Regions from separate parts of the Homo sapiens genome. Here regions 1, 2, 3 and 4 are each linked to region 5. A link is a contact called in ENCODE Hi-C or POLR2A ChIA-PET data. All regions are on one chromosome and are shown on one strand. The core of a region is the stretch at or near the end of the contact, and the rest is flanking DNA. Distances in the headings are between cores, read along the strand shown.

Region 1 (2,700 bases), core at 83-2,582, 3.9 Mb before region 5:
AAATAATTCTTAGAAAACATGAATGACTTCATAATTGTATAAGTGGTATATGAGAGTATAAACTCAAATCAGCGTTGAATATTATCAGTTTTATTTTTGTCATTTTCCAGGCAAAAATAAAGTAGCAACTATAGCAGCTAATATTTGTTGAGCACTCATGCATCATGCACTGCACTGTACTGACTCACACAGGCCTCATGACGACCTTAACAAATAGAAACTATTGTTAATTTATAGATGAGAAAACTAACAGACTGTTACTAGCCTTCCCAAGTTAACATACAGCTAGTGAGTGATAGGATATTTTTGTTTTAATTTGTATTTGATAACTAATGATATTGAACATTTTTATATATTTACTAATAATTTGTATTTCTTTGAATTGAATTATGTCTTTGCCATTTTTTGTAGGGCATTAGATTTATTTGTATGAATCTACTAACTTATGTGAATAAATTTTTGTAATTAAAAAAATTTTTAAGACATTTATCAGTCATGAACAGTAAAACTTTTTGTCAGGTTTGTTGCAGGTATTTTTCCCAGTTCTCCATTTATCTTAATTTTTTTCTAATTCGATATGTTTTCAATATATAGGATTTTATGTAGTTAGGTCTACTGGTATTTTCCTCTATAATATTCCGTTGTCTTAAGATTTAAAAAATTGTATAACCTGAGATTAAATACACATCTGTATTTTTAATTATTTTTTATTCAACTATAATTCTACATTTTTATCTAATATATGGAATGAGAGTTTCTATAATATAAAAACTAAATATCAAAATATGCCAATCAATTAAATGAGTAATCTATCCAGTTCCTATTTATTAGGATTACTTTATTTATCATCTGTTAAATTACTACAAGCGTATCGCGGGTCTTTCTGTTTTCTATTCTGTATTATTTTCCAAAATTATTGATAATGTTTTGTATGTACTACCTGAATATATAAAGAATACAATATTGAGGAAGGGCCTCAGGGTCTAAAAATGGGTGTAACAAAGGTTTAAATGAATTGTCCCATCAGAAAATTCATTGGCATTTGTTTGAAGAATATTTTTTTCACAACCTAAAAATTCAAATGCTTTTGAATGGTAATGGTAATGATTTTAACAAAAACATTCTTAGAATTTACTTGTTCAGGGTTAGAAGTAAAGAGCATTTTAAAATGTTATGATTAGAGCATTTGGTGTTTTCTCTCAGAGAAAATAACTCTGAGGGGTAGTCTAGTGTTCTCTTATGTCACAGGGAAGGTGGTCAGACATGTTTTATCTAGATCTTCACTATTTACAAGCAGTGGGTGGTACCCATGGTTACCTACTCAAGCCTAGCTCTCAATGGGAAGTGCTGTAAATTGCTGATATAAACCCAGGTCTGTAATTTTGAAAGCCAGAGAAAGGAAACTGTGTTTGCCGAGTGTGATGACATAATCCCATCTGTAATGCCTAAATCTATTTTAGTTTCTCCTGATATTCACAGTAGAAAAATGTTAACCCTCTGAACTTGCATGTTATCAGGTAACTTTCTATTGAACTAGAATAGTGAGACAATAAAATTGCTCATTTAAGCATGGTCATTAACCTGAATAATACCTTAAGTGCATCTGTAGAAACAAATCTCTAGTCCTTACTGGAGAGGACTTGAGCTAGCCAGTTAGTCTGGACCTCTGAGAAGCTTTGTGCTGTACCCAAAGACACTTTGCAAGTGCATGACAGAACTAACCCTAGAATCCAGCCTCCTGACTCTCAGATTACTGTGCCCATTTACTTTGATGTAAATTTATTAGAGGGTACTAGAGATGTTTTCATATCATTAGTTTAGGGATGTTCATAATGGACTAATAGGGATCGAAAATATGAAAAATTTTTAAAGAATTCTTCACATTGAACTTTTAAAAACAAAAGTGGCATGGCAGATTGTTTTGATCATTTTGATCTAGAATTTCATATTTGCAAATATTTATGTCATGAGCACATTAGGTTTGTCTGCATCTTATGTGTTCAACCTGGAAAATTAAATGTCACAAAATATTAGAATAATTTTCAAATGTAAATACCAAGTAGAAATTGGGTAGAAATAAATTATATGTGTTTTTACTGGAAGTGAAAATTTTCATAATAAATTTTTTGAGAGTACTAAATCTATTATTACAGATTGGAAACCAAACATATGTTTAAAACTGTAGGCCACTGATCCTAAGGAAAAAAATTAACATGTAGCATATTTATCATATAAGAATAACCTGAAAGTGAGTATTTCCCAGAAAGATATGAAACATTTAATTTAATTACTTTTAATTTTAATCACCAGAGCCTTTTCTGTGTACAGCAGCTAAATACTCTATGGCTTACTGGTACCATAGGCTTCAATAAATTCTTACTAATCCTACCCATTAAACTTTTTCTTTATTGGTTGACCTGTATTCTTAACTCTTTCAGTGGTTTTATTCTAAAACTACAGCATTTCCTAAACTAAATTCTGTAGAAGACAAGTATTCCAAGAGGTATTAAGTCTGTATTTGTGTAAGGAAGATCCACTCTTAAAATTTCACTCAGTAAGTATAGGTGTATTTTGAAGTCAAAGTTATGGATGACAGTTGGAATATTATATCCATTAATGTCCACTTTATTTTTGTATATTTTTAATTGCACAGCATTGAAAAGAGTTTGATTCAAAATACAGCCGTTTTTAATAATGTGC
Region 2 (2,721 bases), core at 75-2,574, 3.3 Mb after region 5:
TCATATTCCCCAATCCAGGCTGACTTCAGGTTTTGTGTGGTTTTTTTCTTCCTTTTTGACAAGGAAATTTTACATATCTCCTGAAACGTGTTTTACATGAAGGTGAGACCTCAACAATCTTATAACTTTACCCCAGCCTGGTTCTGGACTCGGTTTTTACAAACGGGTGACGTGTGAATAGCTTCCTAAAAGCAAATGGGGCACTGGGATATAATCTAGGAAGTGATGATGCAAGTCTCCGGAGGACGGGGAGGAGGGGAGGTGAAGAAGTCAGAGGAAATACCCTCCTAGTGCCTGGGCACCAACTCACGCCCCGGGAGGGAGGAAGGGCTGGCTTCCACATGCCCACGGAAGGGGCACCCCTGCTCCTCCCGGAGCGGTCAACGCCGCCCCCTCATCCCTCCCCGCCGCCCTGCCCCCCTCACCCGTGGCCCAGGAGGCCCCCGTGGGCCCGAGCTTCAGGCCGGCGAGTCCCAAAGGGTAGCAACGCACCCCCGGCAGGGCCTTCTCTGCCCACCCCCAGCTCCCCACCCGGCACCCCTCCCCGGAACGCGACCCCCACCCCCTCCCCGTAGGCCCGGGCTGGGCCCAGCCTCCAAGGTTCCGGCCTCCCGGGCCCCGAGGCCTGCCCAGGCTGCCCTGGCGTCTGCGCCCCCGGCCCCCGCCCCCCGCCCCCACCCGGCCGGGCACTTACCCCCAGAAGCCGCAGGGACAGCGAGGCGGCAGGCTGGGCGCTTTGCTGCGCTCGCTCCCAGCGTCTCCCATGGTGCTCGGCGGCGGCGGAGCTCGGCGGCGGCAGCGGTGGCGGCGGCTGGGCCCGGGCCCCGCTCTGAGGAGGCGGTGGCGGCGGCGTCGGGGGGCTCGGGGCGGGGGGAGGGGGAAGGAGCGGGCGCGCGGGCGGGCGCGAGTCCGGGGCTCGGAGCCGGGATTCCAGGCCGGTCAGCTGGAGGCGGGCCGCACCACTCGGCCTGCGGAGACGGGGAGGGGGCGGAGAGGCGCGGAGAGAAGAAGGAGGGAGCCGAGGAGGAGGGGCGTGCGGACGCACCGAGGACCGCGGGGGAGGAGGGACACAGACGCCCTCGGCGGGTCTCACCGCCGCTCCCCAGCCAGAGAGATGTCCTGTGCGGTGGCGCAGGGAAGGACCGGAGCCCCCCGCCGGCTCCGGAGTCGCAGCGGCCGCTCTGAAGCCCCGGGCCCTGCTGTCTCCGTAACACCGTCCCCTCCCCCGGAGGCTGCGCTGACCGGACAATGGCCGCTCCGCCCCCTCCCCGGCGTGCGCCCCTCCCGAGGAGTCACAATGGTCTCGCCCGGGGGAGCCAACGCCAAAGCCCAGCCGCTGATCAGCTGGGATCCGGGCGTGCCACTTCGTTCCGCGCCTCAAAGGCGGAGTGCGGGGCTGTGGGAGAAAACGAGAGCCTCGGGCTGTCGCCCGGCGACGGGCGGCTGAGGCCTTCGTATTCTTAGAACTTTTAGAATCTGAAGCAAACTTATCTTCCCCCTGTCTGAAGAAGGGGAGCAGGTTTCTGAGTACTCCGGGGCGCGGTGCCTCCCCCTAAACGCGAATGGTGCGCTCCAAGCGGGAGGGGGAGGAGCAGATTAGTTGTGTAGGGTAAATTGGGCCAGTCCCAGAGTGGCGGCGCATGCGCCCGTAGAACCCGTAACCGAGTGCGAGGAGGGGCCTGGGGGAGCAATGCCAAACGCGGAAGTGGAGCTCTGGCTTCCCGGGGGCGTCGGAGTCAAGGTCCCTGGAGCTGCCGCTCTGGCTCCTGGGCGATTCCGGGGAGCCATTCTCCCCAATTTGCCAACTCCCTGGGCATCTCTCTCTCTCTTCCTGGTCCCGCCACACCCAAACAACTCTTATAGTTCCACCCGGTATACTGGTCTCTTGACAGGAACTTTTGGGAAATGCCCCTCCCCCAGCCCCTTGTCTGGGGCAACTTCCTTGTCTCTTCTCCCCCACCGGTGTTGGGGAGTTCCTTGTCTCCACTCCCAACCACAGAGCCACAAGTACATTATCTATGCCCAGGCGAGTCCCTATGCCCAGGCTAGGAGAGCCGCACTTCTTCCTACAGCTGACACGTTTGGTTTTTGGAGGGGAAAGGGGAGCTGTAGCTGAATCAGTAATGGAAATTGGTAAGTGACCAAAGAAGTTTGAGACACTAAAAAAATGAGTCCTTTAACGATCCTAGTCCTTGATCCTGAGCTCATTCTGATCTCCAGTTAGTCATGAACAGAGAAATCGATTATTGATGACTAATTCAACACGGAGGCAACATCCTCCAGACCTTTTGGAGACCCATCGCTGAGGAAGACTTCCTGGCTCTTAGGAATAGCTGCCGTATACCCTCCTTGCCTGTCGGGTATATCAGAGCCTCAGAGAGACTATTACCTAGATTAATTTGATTACCAAATGTTGCTATCTTATTTCTTTATATACCAAATCACATTTCTGTTTGTGCATACTGTGTGGGTTTGTTAACATTGATGTTTATTTTGGCCTCTAAAGAGCAAGGATCGCATTTAGCTTAATATGCCACAGATGCTGTTGATGGTGAAGTTAATGATTGCAAAAATCAAGCACTTAAAGCCAAAACACCCTAAAATGTGAGTGCTGATTTATTATGCACAATGTTTAGTTTTAATTTGGTGGATTTTCCAAAGCCTTCAATAAGTATATCTGTAAGAAAGTGCATAGAAAAAGCCGGACGCTGTGGCTCACGT
Region 3 (2,700 bases), core at 194-2,693, 3.3 Mb before region 5:
CTACTTGATTCATTCTGCAAATACCTGTCGAGCAACCTACTTCATGTTGGTTACTGTCCTAGGTCCTAGGGATACCAAGACCTGGTCCTCTCGCCATGCTGTCTGGTGAGGTGAAAGAGCAACTAGCTCTTACTCAGAGGCTACTATGTGCCCTACTCTGATCTAAATATTCCAAACGTATTAACTCGTGTAATCCTCAAGAGAGGTTAAGTATTATTATCCCAATTTAGAAAAAGTAGAAAACTGAGGCTTTCAGAAGTTAAGAAACTTACCGAGTACCACACAGAGGATGTGATGCTTACAAAAAGACAAAGCAAGTTTTAACAAACGGAAGAAAAAGGTATCATGAGAATATCGGGGGTGCAATTAATTCTTACAGAGATTCCAAGAAGTGTTTCCGAACTAGGTTTGAAGGATGATCAGAAAGATGTCAAGCGCTAGGAAGGCAAAAGATGTAAAAAAAAAAAAAAAAAGAAGCCATAAAATGTAACGAAAAAAAGACACAGAGCATGAAAAGACATGATGTGCTCCAGAAACTGATAAATTCGGTACACTCTGAACACAAAACGCACTAAAATCTAATTTCTATTTCACTCCCACTCTACTGCCCTTTGGCTCACCAATGGCACTATCCACTACGTTTCTGGAAACAGAGACTATCCTAGGCCAGTTTTTCCTTTCTGGCTTCTATCTAGGCAAAGGCAGTGACAGAAAGAGACAGACCTTGGGATCTGTCGAGATGGCAGACAGGTTATGCCCTGATAACAGATAACCAGAGAGATGCGGGCATAAACGGGCTCTCTGAACCTGGCACTCAAACTGCTTCCCCTCTGCAAGGAAGTCAATGGAGACACAAAGTTGTGGCCACGGCAACTTCTTTATTTCTGAGTATGAGACAGAGTCGTGGTGCCTGGACTAAGAGTGGATGGTGCCCCGGGGGACCAACTCTGGCTGAGTTGGAACTCTGAGTTCTTCCCGGGGCCGGGGGGGGCGGGGGGGCGGGGTGGGAGGGGGCGTATTCAAGTCAACAAATGTTCACTCAGGGCCTAACAAGTGAGCTTGGAGCCGAGTAGCCAGGTGGTGACATCACGGTCCCTGTCCTACTGGCGCTCGCACAACACGGGGCCAGACACACGGAAAGGGCCCCAAGGGTCAGCCCCCGGGCTGCCCTCCACGCAGACCCCACAGGGTCTCCTCGTCGCCCCCCCGACCTCCGCGCGCGTGCGCACAAGCTGCTAGAGGGAGCGGCGGGCAGCGGACGGCGGGAAAAGGAGACTTACCTCGGTATTCCTCCATACGCCCCCCTTGATCATAATTCGAGGCATCTTGGCGGCAGGGTGTCTCGGCAAGCAGCCGAGAGGAGCTTCAGAGAAGTAGTAACAGCGATTGGGCCACCGGACTCAAAGCCGCCACTTCCTCCAAGCGCGACCTTCTGCTTTGAAGATCTGCGCAAGCGCAAGGTGGGAGGGGGCGCAGAATAGCAAGTCTCGCGAGATATTGGGTGGCTGAAAGGGAAAAAGTGTCTTGTGGAAGCTCAGCTGCAGGAAGACTAACACAAAACCATCAAACCACTCTGGCCAAAGCGCCTTACGCCCCGCGCATGTCCAAAACAGAATGGAAGAAACTACGGCTCTCGCGAGATAGCGGCGGTAGCGCTTGGCTGGGAACTTAGTGGTGGGATTGATCGTGACGTCACCGAGTGGCAGAGGGTGGGAACGTCACGCGTACGGAATTTCAGCACAGTTGCTCCGAAGAAGGCTTTGTTAATTTATTAATCTAGCCCTTTCAAGTATTTCAGTAATAGGAATTTATTCACAGAATACTCAGGAAAATCCAGTAGTTTATTTAAGGCTCAGTTTCCTAACCTGTAAAATAGAGATCATAGTAATGCCAACCTCACAGGATTGTCGTAAGGGCTAAATGAGATCATAGACCCAGCACAGTATCTGATCCATAATAACTGCTGCAAAACAATAGCAGCTATTACTGCAAGGAGGGCAACGCCAACTTCACCCCGTCCCCAGGTGATCCAGGCTTCTTCCAGAAACCTGCAGAAACGTCACGTCAGAGTTTTTAATTCATCGCCCAGTCTGGATTAATAATGCCATTGGTACGCACTGGTATTAGACAAAGTCGAGTTGGGTTGAAATATTGTGAAATCTTGGCTTTCTCATAAGTTTGGGTAATAACCTTACTGAATCTCAGTATCCTCATCTGAAAAGTGGAGCTAACAATACCCGCCTCGTAAATGAGGAGGCAGATTAACTGAAACATAACTAAAACCCAGTGAGGTAGGGATTGGCAAACTCTCTGCTACCCCACCCCAATTACTCATGCAGTCTCCTTCATCCTTCCAGAACATCTCTGGCTCCATCCCTGGAAAATATCAAAATATTTAGTGGGTTGGGAAATGCCCTATTTATAGTACTTAGTATTTATATAGTGCCTATCTCTTTATATTTCTTCATTTCTCCGTTTGCCTCTTCTGGAAGAGCTACAGAATTTTCTTTTTCCTTTTAGCTTTTATTTACACACATTCTGTGCAATTATGGTCAGCAAGAGGGCATTTTCCATGGCCACCCTGGTAGTGTTTGCCACTCAAAGGTTTATGCTGGCGGGCAGCCCGCCCTTGAGCTGTTTACCCACTGTGTGGTGTATAAGAAACCATTGGACCTGTGGCCAGTTAAACTCAAACAAAAT
Region 4 (2,700 bases), core at 173-2,672, 3.6 Mb after region 5:
CAAAAAAACAAAAAAGAAAGAAACAGGCACCATGCCACCATCAATCATCCATCCCCATGGTTAGGTACATGAGAGATAAGCACGAGAAAAAAATAAGATGGAATGAAGTGATTATGAAACCCTGAAATCTTAACGAATTATCAAGTTAAAGAGCAAGCAAGAGAAGTAGTGAATACAGTGTGGCTTACACACAACTGATTGGCTGTAGAGAACTCAGAAAAGAGGACTCAATACAGGGTGGGCGACAAGCTGGGAAACAATCCTTAGGGAAGGCGAGGTACAGCAAGAAAGTATTGAAACCCAAAAGTGTCACTGATGCTCCCAACCTCGTAAAACCCTGGATCACATGTTTCAGTTCTCTCCAACTCAAGGAAGAGCCAATCAACCCAATGCACAACCGCCACCTTCCTGAGAAAGCAGCCTCTTACTAGATACAGGCAGGGGCTGTCCCAGGGAAGAACCGGAGACACTGAGCAAACAGAAAGCAAGACCAAGCTAAGCCACATTTCACTTTAAGCCGTAGTCTTAAATACCCCCAAAAGGCCCCCAGGGTGAGATAAAGGAAGGCTCATCACAGAGCTTGCTTCTAGCCATTGCAAGCGCTAAAAGCTTTTAATTCTTAAGTGACTCGGGGGGAGACTGGAAGTACAGCAAACTCAAAGCGGACTGTTGAACAGCTGTGTGAAAGGCAGGAGAGGCGGATGCTCCTCCCCAAACCACATCACCTTAGATTTGGGCCTTCCAAATCATCTCATCCAACCCTATCATCTTCCACGGGAAAAGACTGCGGCCACAGAGGTGAAGGCCACACAGCTAACCAGTGCCCTGCTCAAGTGACCCACACATGCCAGCAGAATGCTCTGGCAGGGAACTTCTAAGCGGAAGGCAAGCGGCCTGGTTCTACCTGCTGCTTCCGCACAGAAGGGGTTCAAATCCCCTCTGCAGTCTTCTCTCCCTGGGCCTCGGTTTGGCACTGCCACCCCTAATCACAGAGAGAAGAGATAAGCTCCCATGTCTCCCGGCCAGTCCCTTCATTTGAAGATAACATGAGCGTGTGAATGTGTGCGCAGAGACGTGTGTCAGCGGCAGCTCGGGCTCCAGGGAGCCGGCGTTGGGGGTGGGAGGAGGAGGGAAGACATAAGGGGCCAGAAGGCGAGGAGACCCATAACCGCGGGCGGGGGGCCCAGGCGGCGGTGGAGGGGAGAAGGATGCTGAGCCCGCGCGCCCGCCCGCTTGCTCCCCCCGGGCCGCGCGTCGGCACTCACGCTGAGGGGAGAGAGCGAGCTGCCGGGGAGCGGAGGGGGGGTCAGGCCGACACTGTCGCCGCCGCTGCCAGAGCCGCCGCCTCCTCCCTCAGTTTCGTTTCCCCACAAGCCAGCCCGGGTCCGCCAGCCGCACCGTCGCGCTCGGGTCCAGTACTGCGGGCAGCGCAGCCTGATGACGTCACGGACAGCGCCGCGCCTCGGTCCTCCCCCGGCCGGGTCCCGGCCCCGGGAAAGGCAGCTGAGGTTTGGCCCGCTCCACCTCTCAACCTGGGAGGTCCAGGGGCGCCTGCGCGGAAAAGCCGCCCGGAAAAGGCTGCAAAAGCAAAAGTAACTATCTCCTCCTTTGGCTCTGAGGAAGAGAAACCAATACAAAAATTGTAAGTGCTAGGTGCCCTCACACGACCTCATCTTACTTAATCTTATCATTATCTTCATTTTACAGACTAAGAACAAGTTCAGAGAGGTAGATGGTAAACTGGTTGAGCGAACGCAGTGTTCTTGTTCCCTGCTGTATCCCCAACATCCAGCCTATGGGACATCTCAACAGATTTTGAACGAAGGACGGGAGGACAGAAGGAATGCCGCCTGTAGCATCTTACCATATGGGCACAGTTGGCTCTCCATCTCAAACCTCTCTTCTGATTTTCAGGCCAATATGGCCAAACGTCTGTTGGACATCCTCACTCAGTCACCTCAAACCCCATGAATTCAAATTTCACCTTATGTTCTTCCATCAGCTCACTTTTTTCCTGGTGAAGGGCGCTGCCATCCATCCTGTTGGTCCAGCTAGAAATCTGAGGAATCTCCCTCTTCTTCATACCCCAAAGTTTCTCATACACTTAATTGCGCTTACCTCCTAATTGTCTTTCAAATCCATCCATTCACCCCCATCCCCATTGCCACAATTCATGCACTTACCCCCTCTCGGCAGAATTTCTCCAGTAACTCCAAACTCCCGTGACTGTCTCCAGTTGTGATCCCTCTAATGCGTTCTTCACAAAACCAAAGTGATTTTTATAATTTTCAACACCTGTGAAAAGAAGGGAATTTAAAATTGATTAATTAAACCTGATCCTGTCACAACCCAACAATGATTAAAATCCATCAATGATGTCCCATTGCTCTTAGAATAAAGCTAATGTCCTTAAAATGGCCTCTGAGACCCTCCAGCATGACCCCTTCTTCAGGTATGCCTTGTACTGCTATCCCTTAGTTCTCCCCATGCTGACTCTTCTCAGTTTATCAAATATGCCGTGTCTCCGCCGGGCGCGGTGGCTCACACCTGTAATCCCAGCACGTGGGGAGGCTGAGGCGGATGGATCACCTGAGGTCAGGAGTTCGAGACCAGCCTGGCCAACATGGTGAAATCCCGTCTCTACTGAAGATACAAAAAAAGTAGCTGGGTGTGGTGGTGCGCACCTATAGTCCCAGCTAC
Region 5 (2,700 bases), core at 188-2,687:
GGAGGGGCGCGGCGGAGCAGGGGGAGTGGGCGAACTAACGGCCCCCTCTCCCCACCAGGGAGACAGCGGGGGCGGGCCCATAGGGCTCCGAGGCGTGGGCGGGCCAGCCCCGTTGCCAGCCGCACACGGGACCCCGCGGCCGCGGCGCGCACCCTCCCCAGGCCTCCCTCCCGACCTAGAGGGGCTGCAGATAAGACAGACCCGGCTCGCTGGGAGCGGGGAGCGGGGGGCGCGGGCCCCGGGGAGGCTTCCTGTCCCAAGGGCCGGAGAGTGGAGAGTGCAAGGGCAGGTTTAAGTTTGCGGCCAGAACGACCAGGAGGAAATCGCCGAGGCCCAGGGCGCGCATGTGTCCCCTAGTGTAGGGCCATTCGTGGCCCCAGGCCTGGGGCCTGAGAACCTGGGCCTGAGTCGGGGAACAGGGACGCATTCCCAACTGGCCCTGGCACCCTGCGAGGGTCGGAGCCCCGAGGTGCCTGCTCCCCGAGGCGCCATCCCCGCGCGGGGCGGCCCCTGCAGGCCTCGGCCGGGAGTGCCCCGAGGCGCTCGCAGGCCCCGGGCCGGGGCCGCTGGCCGCCCGGCTCGGCTAGGCTCAGCTCGACTCCCCGGGCTCGACGGGCGCCTGGGCCTCTCCTGAGTGGTCAGCGAGACCCGCCAATCGGGGCGCTGGGGCCGGCTCTGGGCCGCTGGATATTGGCTCCTCACACTCACCGTGCCTCGCTCCCCCGGTTCGCTGCCCGCGCTGATTGGCTCCAGTACCGGACTCCGAAACCCAATCAGAGGCTCCAGCCGCCGCTGCCGCCGCCACTGCCGCTGCCTAGCAAAATGGCGAACCCGAACAAAGGGGAATCGGGCCTCCCTCCAACCGCCTCCGCGCAGGCGCCTCTGAGGCCACGCCCACTAACTCCAGTTCAGGGATCGCCCCACCCCTTCGGAGGAGCAACGCGCAGGCGTTCCCTGAAGCCACGCCCACCTTCCCGCTTTGACACCACCCCCAGTGAAAGGAATACGCAGGCGCTTTCCAGACGCGCCAGACCCTTCAACTCAAAACGCTGCCTTGAGCTTAGTACTACGCAGGCGCTAACTAGCCCCTTTGCCAGCTGCCCACCCCTTTCCAAGTGGCCACTAGGACACACCCCTGCGGCTAATGCGCAAGCGCCACTTTTCCCGACTCGTGGGGCAGTTTCGTTACGCATGCGCGGGCGGCGGCGGGAAACCACGGAATTTACTGCCGGAAGTTCGGCGGCCTTCGCCAAAGAGTGTGGGCTCGGCTAGCAAGCTAGAGGGGCTCGTTTCCGCCCCGCTACCGGGCGGGGGCGGCCATCTTAGATGCGTGCAATTAAGGGCTTTGGCGGGATTGGCTCCGCGTTTGGGCTGGTCCGCTGCTCCCCACCTACCAGGGTCGGATCCGGAGCCCTTCCCCGCGGGGCGGGGACCTCCAAACAACCGACTCCTTTCCAGGTGAAGGGTGACTTGGGTACGTTGGGGCTTTGAGCGAGCCTCCCCGCACCCTCCCATAGGACCCCAGGACAGACTGCGTCCTCGCTGACCCGCCCTAGGGTAGGAGACAGAGAATGGGAGGCTTCAATAGACTCTTTCCTTCTCCCACGCACCCCCCAAAAAAGTGGGGGGTGAACGTTCCTTGAGAGGCCGCCTTCCTTTCCCCACGCCTGGGGCTCAGCACGCCAGTACCCTGTACACTCTGTGGTTGCGGCTTAACGGGACTGTGGCCAAGTCCCTTCTGTTTTCTTCTAAGCCAGACCCACTGGGGAAATACTTTTGCGTCGTGCAGAGAAAAGGAGACCGTCCTAAATCGGCCTTGCTCCGGAGTGGCCCTGGAGAAAGGAGGAGGCGTGTCTTAGGGATGGGCTTTGCTTCCGCTGACGGAGCGGGGCGCTCCAGGAAAGCACGAAATGAGAGCGGGTCGAGACAGCCTCCGAACCTAAGCGTTCTTCCTCTTTGCCCCAGAAGGGTTTTGTATTACGTCCCAGGGGCCGAACAAACTCACATTCATCGATAAACGTTGGGGAAAAAAGCCTATTAAGTGGTTGTACAGGGCAATCAGAATATTATATACTAAGGCTGCCTAAGCATTTTTACTTCCTTTTCCCTTCTCATAGCTGAAGAAACACTTAAATTCTGGAAATAGCGACTCAGTATCATGGCCAGCAGCCTTAATGAAGATCCAGAAGGAAGCAGAGTGCGTAACAACTATTGACTTATTGGTGAACTGAAATTCGTAATAATGGAGGTCAAAAGCATAAACACTTTTTAATTAAATTAATGATTGCATTATCTTTTTTTCTCTCTAGCTGATTTACTTTAAAAAGGCTCAAAATTCTAGGCAGGGATCATCCATTACTTTCCTTTTACACATGCTGTAATTGGTTTGGCTTTAAATCAGATTGGAGGAAGGGGTGCCGGGAGAGGTAGTCGTGGGGGACACAAAATACAGAAAAATAGCTTAGTATTTTACTGTATCTAATAAAACATTGTCTTTTCCTTTGCACATTTTTTAGATCACTTATGTGAAAGGAGACCTTTTTGCATGCCCGAAAACAGACTCTTTAGCCCACTGTATCAGTGAGGATTGTCGCATGGGCGCTGGGATAGCTGTCCTCTTTAAGAAGAAATTTGGAGGGGTGCAAGAACTTTTAAATCAACGTGAGTTTTGGAAACCACTTACCTGGTTTGCCCTGGCTA

The links. A loop is a pair of places that touch in the nucleus more often than their neighbours do. ChIA-PET counts read pairs that join two places held with the same protein, here RNA polymerase II (POLR2A). Pooled maps may share reads with other maps.
Region 1: a pooled map shows a loop between it and region 5 (7-fold over the local background). The contact joins the enhancer-like site here to the promoter of OARD1 in region 5. A Hi-C loop is called at or near these places in 3 of 50 pooled maps. POLR2A ChIA-PET finds 5 or more read pairs at or near these places in 2 of 52 experiments (MCF 10A and T-cell).
Region 2: a map of naive thymus-derived CD4-positive, alpha-beta T cell shows a loop between it and region 5 (21-fold over the local background). The contact joins the promoter of ZFAND3-DT here to the promoter of OARD1 in region 5. A Hi-C loop is called at or near these places in 2 of 168 maps with a recorded cell type or tissue (CD4-positive, alpha-beta memory T cell and naive thymus-derived CD4-positive, alpha-beta T cell), 1 of 37 single-sample maps with no recorded cell type and 13 of 50 pooled maps.
Region 3: a loop to region 5 is called in a map of CD4-positive, alpha-beta T cell, with 9 times the contacts of the local background. The contact joins the promoter of CDC5L here to the promoter of OARD1 in region 5. A Hi-C loop is called at or near these places in 4 of 168 maps with a recorded cell type or tissue (CD4-positive, alpha-beta T cell, CD4-positive, alpha-beta memory T cell, CD8-positive, alpha-beta T cell and 1 more) and 19 of 50 pooled maps. POLR2A ChIA-PET finds 5 or more read pairs at or near these places in 1 of 52 experiments (CD8-positive, alpha-beta T cell).
Region 4: a map of ascending aorta shows a loop between it and region 5 (14-fold over the local background). The contact joins the promoter of CMTR1 here to the promoter of OARD1 in region 5. A Hi-C loop is called at or near these places in 3 of 168 maps with a recorded cell type or tissue (CD8-positive, alpha-beta T cell and ascending aorta), 1 of 37 single-sample maps with no recorded cell type and 10 of 50 pooled maps.

The regions. Positions count from the first base shown.
Region 1 is chr6:44,924,248-44,926,947 of GRCh38, reverse strand. All of the region lies in intron 10 of SUPT3H (SPT3 homolog, SAGA and STAGA complex component), which reads left to right. Among named protein-coding and RNA genes, the nearest start is that of MIR586, 270 kb to the left of the region's middle. Within about 2 kb of position 1,332, at least 3 of the 41 ENCODE cell types and tissues checked have a DNase peak (open chromatin) inside an H3K27ac peak, as active enhancers do.
Region 2 is chr6:37,817,990-37,820,710 of GRCh38, reverse strand. It overlaps ZFAND3-DT (ZFAND3 divergent transcript), which reads left to right and starts at 1,324. Exons shown (of 2, transcript XR_007059569.1): 1 at 1,324-2,133; 2 at 2,221-2,721. ZFAND3 (zinc finger AN1-type containing 3) reads right to left here and starts at 984. Exons shown (of 6, transcript NM_021943.3): 1 at 695-984. The coding sequence starts at 765. RefSeq lists silencers at 358-527, 688-917, 958-1,337 and enhancers at 616-1,418, 1,388-1,777.
Region 3 is chr6:44,386,449-44,389,148 of GRCh38, reverse strand. It overlaps CDC5L (cell division cycle 5 like), which reads right to left and starts at 1,443. Exons shown (of 16, transcript NM_001253.4): 1 at 1,281-1,443. The coding sequence starts at 1,325. It overlaps LOC124901323 (a long non-coding RNA gene), which reads left to right and starts at 1,230. Exons shown (of 4, transcript XR_007059595.1): 1 at 1,230-2,110. RefSeq lists an enhancer at 1,362-1,561.
Region 4 is chr6:37,431,943-37,434,642 of GRCh38, reverse strand. CMTR1 (cap methyltransferase 1) reads right to left here and starts at 1,422. Exons shown (of 24, transcript NM_015050.3): 1 at 1,266-1,422. It overlaps LOC107986531 (a long non-coding RNA gene), which reads left to right and starts at 1,420. Exons shown (of 2, transcript NR_171666.1): 1 at 1,420-1,592; 2 at 1,708-2,415. RefSeq lists a silencer at 1,077-1,266 and enhancers at 1,267-1,546, 1,239-1,740.
Region 5 is chr6:41,071,093-41,073,792 of GRCh38, reverse strand. OARD1 (O-acyl-ADP-ribose deacylase 1) reads left to right here and starts at 1,437. Exons shown (of 6, transcript NM_001329686.2): 1 at 1,437-1,557; 2 at 2,118-2,197; 3 at 2,517-2,661. The coding sequence starts at 2,159. It overlaps NFYA (nuclear transcription factor Y subunit alpha), which reads right to left and starts at 819. Exons shown (of 10, transcript NM_002505.5): 1 at 709-819. RefSeq lists silencers at 1-88, 119-748 and enhancers at 1,129-1,178, 1,209-1,418.